2 separate regions of the Homo sapiens genome follow, and region 2 is linked to region 1. A link is an interaction called in ENCODE POLR2A ChIA-PET data of the cell type or tissue named here. Cell type or tissue: PC-9. All regions are shown on one strand.

Evidence for each region. Peaks named below come from ENCODE experiments on the same cell type or tissue, not always from the same donor. Only the 100,000 strongest peaks of a DNase experiment are listed, where the experiment ranks them.
Region 2: POLR2A ChIA-PET joins it to region 1 with 7 read pairs; 3 of 35 experiments call an interaction of 5 or more read pairs at or near these places.

Annotation. Positions count from the first base shown.
Region 1 is chr7:120,975,115-120,979,114 of GRCh38, forward strand. ING3 (inhibitor of growth family member 3) reads left to right here. Exons shown (of 12, transcript NM_019071.3): 12 at 1-2,102. Among named protein-coding and RNA genes, the nearest start is that of CPED1, 12 kb to the right of the region's middle. In PC-9, no CTCF peak of the experiment used is centred here; no DNase peak of the experiment used is centred here.
Region 2 is chr7:120,925,115-120,929,114 of GRCh38, forward strand. No RefSeq gene overlaps it. Among named protein-coding and RNA genes, the nearest start is that of ING3, 24 kb to the right of the region's middle. In PC-9, no CTCF peak of the experiment used is centred here; a DNase peak (open chromatin) is centred at 1,937.

The DNA.
Region 1 (4,000 bases):
CTCCTCAACCATTTTCTCAAAGTAATGGGCATTCTATGATTTAGACTTCAAGGAATTCCAATGATGAAGATTTTAAGGAAAGTATTTTATATTCAACAGGTATATTCTGCTGCATGTACTGTACTCCAGAGCTGTTATGTAACACTGTATATAAATGGTTGCAAAAAAAAAAAAAAGTCAGTGCTTCTAAAAAGAATTTAAGATAATGGTTTTTAAAATGCCTTTATAATAAGCTTTGTTTCTTTGTGAAACTAATTCAGCAGGCTGAAGGAAATGGTTCATGTGATAATGTGGGCTGGTATCCTCTAGAGTACCTGGGTACATAAACAGAAACTCCTGTAGGTAAAAAGTAATTTGTGCCATTAGTCTTTCTATGTTTCTGCATCCAGATAGAGTGCAGTTCATGAGGGAGGGGGCGGGGGACTGAAGGGGAAAGGGCGTTAAAGTGATACATTTTTATACCAAATGTGTTTATTTTTTTGTGCAAGTAATCCTTAAAATTGCAATTGTATTAGGTGTTAAAATAAAGTTTTTAAAAAATTACTTGTATTTATACTTTACATACTTAATAATGAAAATTTCTGAATTCCAATTAACTTTCAACTTTCATAATCTAAAAAGAATCAGAGACCCAGGACACAGAATACTGTGTAATCTGTGATGTCTTTAATGATGTTTAGAGTTTGTGATATAAGAATACAGGAAAGACATTTTTAATGTAAATTTGAAATGCCAATGTATTTTTTTAAGAACATCATCTGGCTTTTCCTTCAGTCTAAAAGACATGAAAGAAGTGTAAGTATAGCAGTTAAAACGAAAATAATGGTTATGGGTGTTTTGACTGGAGGCAATGTAGCCAAATAGAGTAAAGAGACCCCCCTGGTCGGGAGCTCCAAATTGAGCTATTTTTGATTCTACCACTTACTGATATGACAGTTAATTCAAATTTTGTATCACTCTGGGCCTTACTACACCAGGGTGATGCTGACTGCAGAATAGATCTTATTCTAAGGTGCTATTTAAATTATAAATTTGCATAGTGGAGGTTTTATTTAAAGTATAATATTGAGTCTGGTCGATAGAAAAATCCTTAACTTTTAAGATACTTAATATATCATATATATTTTATATTGAAACTTACTGGGTCCATCAGATTTCTGCTTTAATTAAACCACTTATGAGCTTCTTAGAACTTATTCAGATAACAGTGTAAAATCTATGCAGTGCTACCCAAAGGGTGTGAGGTAGATAGGGGATTTCAAAGATCTCTTCCACCTTTGAGATCCCATGATTCTGAGCTGCCACAGTCTGATTATACAACTCTACCAGCTCCCTAAACAAGTTAGGTTCATTTGTGAGTACTCATCATTTCATAATATCATGATTATCACGATTTCATGATACTCAATATTTTGAGATTTTATAACCCTTTAAGAAGTGATAAATAATGTAGTATTCAATTCGTTTATCAAAGTATATTGCCTGGAAATGCTCACATGTATCATTTACATCCTCTATATATTATGACTATTCCAAACTCATTCATTTTATAGAAATGGTCAAAGGAAAAAGCCTTATGTACAGCCTTATTTGAAGAGAAAGTTCTTTGTCTGAGTCAGGAACATCCTGTTATCCAGCTGCTACATCCCCTTTCAGTGTGAATTCCACTCCTTACCAAATCACTTAGAAAACACTTTGACAAGTTTTAAACTCAAACACTGAATATTTTATGAAGCATGTGTAAAGAAAGAAACCAAAATTTGGTGCAGGTATTTAGTAATGGGTAGAACCTGTTAATATCTGAGTCATATATAATGGGGCCAAACATGGAACTACCTCATCAACCCCCCAAAAATGTGGCCAACTATTAATATTCTTTGTGACATTTACACCAAGGGGCATAGTAAGTATTTTTGGTATTATAAAATACACATTCAAAATCTCTGTTGTACAAAACTCATGTAACAGTTGGGACAAAATATCCAAATGTGGGTTCACAGTTCACAGGTGGTGAAAATTGAGGCCTTACTGCTATGGAGTGTATATCAAAATGTTCATGGTGACACATTTGAAGCAATAAATGGCTTAATTAAATGCCAAAATGAGGCTGAGTGTTTGATAAGCATACAATCATTCTTTTCAAGGGCAGTTTATATTTTTTTGTTCTCTTCTCCTTTAAAGCAAATTCCACGTTTTAGGTTTTTAACCATCTTAGGTTTGTGCAATATTAGTGCCCTTTGTCTTTAGACTTTAGGAATGGTCTTATTGACCTAATTAATTATTTTAATCTTATGCAAATAAATGTCTAACAAACTTGGGTTATAAAGGGGTATAAGATACTCCTTAATGTGTAGACATTGCAATGGTTTCCCCTCAGCTCTCACAGATAAAAATACATTTATTTTTTAGCAGATGGGTTTTAAGAGAAAAAAAGACCCTTAAAAATATTCTTTAACTTTACAAATACTAAGCACCTAGATTCTGAGAATATACAGATGAAGGTATTATATGTGTGTGTGGGGGGAGTTGGTGGGGGCAGACATGTTAAATGTGTTATCTTGATGAATGCTGTAATGGATACACAAAGCACTGGGAGAACACTGGGAGGCAGGGAAATTGATTACTGAAATAGTCAAGAAGACTTAACAAAAGAGCTATCATTTGAACTGAGTCCTAAAGACAGATGTAGTAGAGATGGCCTTCAAGGCAGAAGAGACTCTTCAAGGCCACATGCATTCTGGAACTTAAGGCAGTCTGGAAAGAGTGGCCATGAGGCAGGTAGACAGTGTCAGGGAAAGAAACCAAAAGCCAGCAAGAGTCTATTCATGAAGAGCAGGAATTGTTTGTTATAGGAGTCGAGGGTAACATTTACATATTGTTGGTTAACTGTAGTTATGATTATTTTAACAGTTCAATGAAATCACTGATTTAAGTATGTTCCCTTATTAAGATTATAAAGTAGGGATGACTTAAAATTAATCTGTAACTTGGAAAATGCTAAATTTAGGTGGATCTTTCCCTTGATTTTTGAAAGACAAAACTGCTAGTCAAGATTTTTAGATTTCCTTATTTGGATAATAAAATCAAAACTGCTGAACTAGTTTGTAGTTTCTGATCCAGGATCTTAATATTCATGATCTGATTCTGCTACAGAGAAATTAAAGTGATTTAAAGATGAACTAACCTCAGATTTCTGGGTTTTTCTTTTGAGTGAGTGTCTCACTCTGTCACCAGGGTTGGAGTACAGTGGCACAATTACAGCTCACTGCTGCCTCTACCTCCTGGGTTCAAGCGATCCTCCTGCCTCAGCCTCCTGAGTAGCTGTGACAGCAGGCATGGACCACCACTGGCTAATTTTTATATTTTTTGTAGAGATGGGCTGTCACTTAGTTGCCCAGGCTAGTCTTGAACTCCTGGCCTTAAGTGTGTGTGCCCAGGCTAGTCTTGAACTCCTGGCCTTAACTAGCTGTTTTTTTTTTTTTTTTAAATTGTTTTTGTTTGTTGGTTGGTTGGTTTTTGAGATGGAGTCTTGCTCTGTTCCCCAGGCTAGAGTGCAGTGGCATGATCCTGGCTCACTGCAACCTCCGCCTCCCAGGGTCAAGTGATTCTCCTGCCTCAGCCTCCCGAATAGGTGGGATTACAGGCACGCGCCACCATGCCCAGCTAATTTTTGTATTTTTAGTAGAGGCAAGGTTTCACTGTGCTGGCCAGGCTGGTCTTCAACTCCTGACCTTGTGATCTGCCTGCCTTGGCCTCCCAAAGTGCTGGGATTACAGGCATGAGCCACTGTGCCAAGCCAGTTGTTTATGTTTTAAGCAGTAAGTCTCATATACCTTCTAAGTCTGTGTTTTAACTAATAGATTGTTAGATGCCTACGCATTATTAAAATATTTATTTGAAAGCAATTTAATAATTTCTTAATAAATTCTCCAGAGCTATATAATTCAGTTTTTAGTTAATCAGGTACCACTTTTAACTTTCTTCACTGTTAAATTACAGA
Region 2 (4,000 bases), 50 kb before region 1:
TAAAAGGTATGTCTTACTCGAATTCCCATCAGATCCTCAACTTGCTCAGAACTCCAAAGCCACCCAACCAAAGGATAAGTGTAACAGAGAGAATGCTGAAGTGGAAAGAAAGAGGTTTTAACCAAGTGAAAACATTTCATTGCAAATTTTACAAAAATCATAAAACCACATGTGGTGGTGGGTTGAAAGGTGGCCCCCCAAAAGATATGCCTATGTCCTGGCCCCCAGTCCCATAAATGTGACCTTATTTGGGTAGAGTCTTTGCAGATGCAATTTAGTTAAGGATCTTAAGAGGAAACCATTCTGAATTGCCGAGGTGGACCCTGAGTCCACTGACAAGCATCCTTTTAAGAAAAGAGAAGGCAGGCGTCTTTATGAGAGAAGATAAACATCCTTATGAGAGAGGACATAGACTCAGAGAAGGCCATCTGAAGACGAAGTGACACAGACATAAGGAATGCCTACCGCCACCAGAAGCCAGAAGAGGCAAGGCAGTGTTCTCCCCTAGAGCCTCCAGGGAGAGTGCAGCTCTGTGACTTCTTGATCTCGGACCTCTGGCCCCCTGAACTGGGAAGAAATTTCTGTTGTTTTAAATCATCATGTTTCTGGTAATTTATTACAGCAACCCTAGGACTAACACTCCATATCAACACTAGAGTCCTTTCCAGAACCTTATTAAGAGATTCAAGTCAATGTGGGGCTCTGACGCTGAAGCTTCCTTAGCTCTACAGTAGATTTCCTCTGCCTTGAATAAAAGGACAGCCAAACTTTTCTTGTCTAATGTTATATTTGAAATAATTTCACATTTATTCTTCACGCAGATTCTCCAATTATTGATATTTGATAACATTTTGATATATATGTAGATAATAAAAAACTGTTTAGAAAAAAATTGTTCATAAAAACAAATTTCTGTAATTGTTCAAAAAAAAATGTGTAGTTAACAGCCATGATTCTCTCTGCTCCAAATACTTCTGCGCATAATCCCTAAGAAAAAAATCATTCTCTTACATGTCTACAGTTTGATACAAGAATCAAGAAATTAACAATGATTCAGTAATATTATCTAATTTAAAGACTATATTTTTTTCTCAATTGTTCTAATAATGTTTTTAAAGAAAAATCTGGTCAACATTGTAATCAAAGATCATATGTCATGTCCTTTGGTCTCCTTTAGTTTGAAATTATTCTCTTTTTTTTTTTGGCTTACAATTTTGAAGACTATAGGTCAATTATTTTGTAGAATATCCCCTAATTTGGGTTTGTCTGATATTCCCCTATGATTAGATTCAGGTTACACATTTTTCTATAGATTGTTACAGAATACTACATTTCTGTAGAATGCTACAGTAGTAATGTTGGGTTCTTCCAGAGCATCATATTAGGGGCACATGATATTGGTTTGCCTTATTTTTGTTGATGTTAAACATTAATCACTTGGGTTTCAGTGTTAGACAAGTACTTGTAAAACTGCTATGTTTCCCTTGTATTTAATAAATATTTTGGAGGAGATACTTTGATACTACATAAATATCCTGTTCCTCATCACATTTTTACCCACTTGTTCTAGAATCAGCTAATCATTCCTGTCTGAACTGATTATTAATATGATTGCTCCCAAGTGATGATTTTTTCAAACACCATCATTCCTTCAACATTTGTTAATGGTTGACATTATACTTAAGAAAGAGTTTTTGCTTCTTTGTCATTTATCTCTCACAAATTTGGCCAATGGGAGCTCATTTAAACTGGTTCATAAGGACATCGTAAACTTTTTATGGGGTCTAATAAGATCTGAGATGGATAGGTATGGTATAATAAAAAAATGTATTTGGTTTGTCTCTGATTGCTGGCACAGAGCTACTAAAATGCTTGGAATTTCTTGAGTAGGAGGAGTACCTTTTGTTATTTATGACAAGCACCTTTTTAACTCCACCTGAGTTATGTTAATTAGGTGACTTAGCAGTCCCTAGATTGCTTCACGATGGGGGCTGATCACCAGAAAAACCAACAAGGTGGTTAGAGTTAGAACTTTCTAAACTCTCCTCCAGCCCTCTGGGAGGGAAGAGAGGCTGGAGATTGAGTTCAGTCATCAGTGGCTAAAGCTTCAATTAGTCATGCCTACAAAATGAAACCTGCATAAAAAACAAACAAACAAAAAAACCTTAAATAATCGGGTATGGAGAGTTTCCAGGTTGGTGAACATATCAAGGTGTCAGGAGGGCATGGAAGCTCCATACCCCACTTAACCCTCATTTCCTGCCCTCTGCGTCTCTTCCATTTGGCTGCTCCTGAGTTGCATTCATTGTATTAAGATGGCAAACATAGATAGTGTTTTTCTGAGTTCTCTGAGGAGTTCTAGTGAATTATCAAATCTTGGGGAGGGATGTGGGAACCCTTCAAGTTGTCACCAAGTTGAACAAAAGTGCAGGTAGTCTGGGGACCCAAGACTTGCAACTGGCATCTGAAGTAAGGGCAATTTTGTGGGAATGAGCCTTTAAACCTGTGGAGGCTGACACTAACTCTAGGTAGTGTTAGAATAGTACTGAATTGTAGAAGACACTCAGTTGGTGTCCACAGAAAATGGAAGAATCATTTAGTGACAGAAAAACTTCAGAGTAGGGATAAGCCAGTCTCCCAAAGGCTAGACACACAGAATCAGTTTACAACCTTTTCCTAAAACAAGTCTTTGAATAAAAAACAGATCTAGGATGAAAACAGTTTCCACAACCCTGGACAGCAATGAGGAAGTTAGGAGAAAGAAATGAAACTAAGACAGTAGGGGATTTTACATTTCACACCTGGTCCGCAGCCTAATGTCCCCTCTGCTGTTCTGAGGATCTCATGATCCTCCCAAGTCTTCACTGAGTCATCATGGAAAATAAAATGACAGACTCACATTTTACAGCTGGATTTTGTGAATTACAAGAACAAGAGAGATATACACAAGCTCAATGTGACTCCTCACTACACCTTAGTTTCTTAGTCGAACTTGGTAGGTGTGATTTATATCCAAAATACAGTCAGGGATTGCATTTTCAATATTTAATTCTATGAACTTCCAGAATAGTTTACTAGCAATTGCCAGAAATAAACTTATATAGCTTGCCCAATGAGCTGTTTCAGGAATTTTTAATGGGAAATGTTATCTCCCGTGAATTTAACTGAGTCACTGATATATAGTTTAATAATATCTTCTAAGGATTCCAACTTTAAAGCAGGAAGCTATTCCTTAAAAAGAATTTGTTTTGCTGTACTTTATTGTGTATTCAAAGATTTTAACAGGAATTTTAGCAAATAAAATTAATTATATGAATCAATTAATTTATAGTAGCTATTGTACAGTTATGCTAAAATATACATTTAGAACTAATTTTGGTCATTCATTACTGTTTAGTAAGGTTTTAAAATTTAGTATCTATCTAATGATATTGCAAATCCAAAACCAACATGGTTCATTTACGTAATCTATCTTTCATTGTTTTTGTTTTACAGAATTTAAAAAACAAACAAAAAACATAAATTATGTTTTGTTCTAAAGATAGTACCATATTCTTTATATAAATACCTGTCCTTAAAGAATTCAATCATGACACTCTGATCAAATCAGTTATAAAATTACCACTTTTCCACATTCTTGTACAAATACCTTGACTCATAAAGCTATGTGCCATTAATCATTTCATTGTTAGGTAAAATTGCATCTTATCAAGGAAAACTCATGCTTGAATCAATAAGAGTATCAAAAAACTTACTTTTTACAAAAGCAAATAATAATACCCTCCACATAAGGCTTGTTCTGTAGAGTAAATCTGGATTGAAGAGCCACAATCTATGACCCCAATAAGTGATAATTTTTAAGAAAACTTGTGTAGAAGAGCAGGATCTAAAAATTAAAACTTCCATTATTGTGGTTAACCAGACAATATACATTTCAATAAAGTTAATATTTTTTTTCTTATACCCACACATACTTCATCCAAGAGAAGGGGATTATATA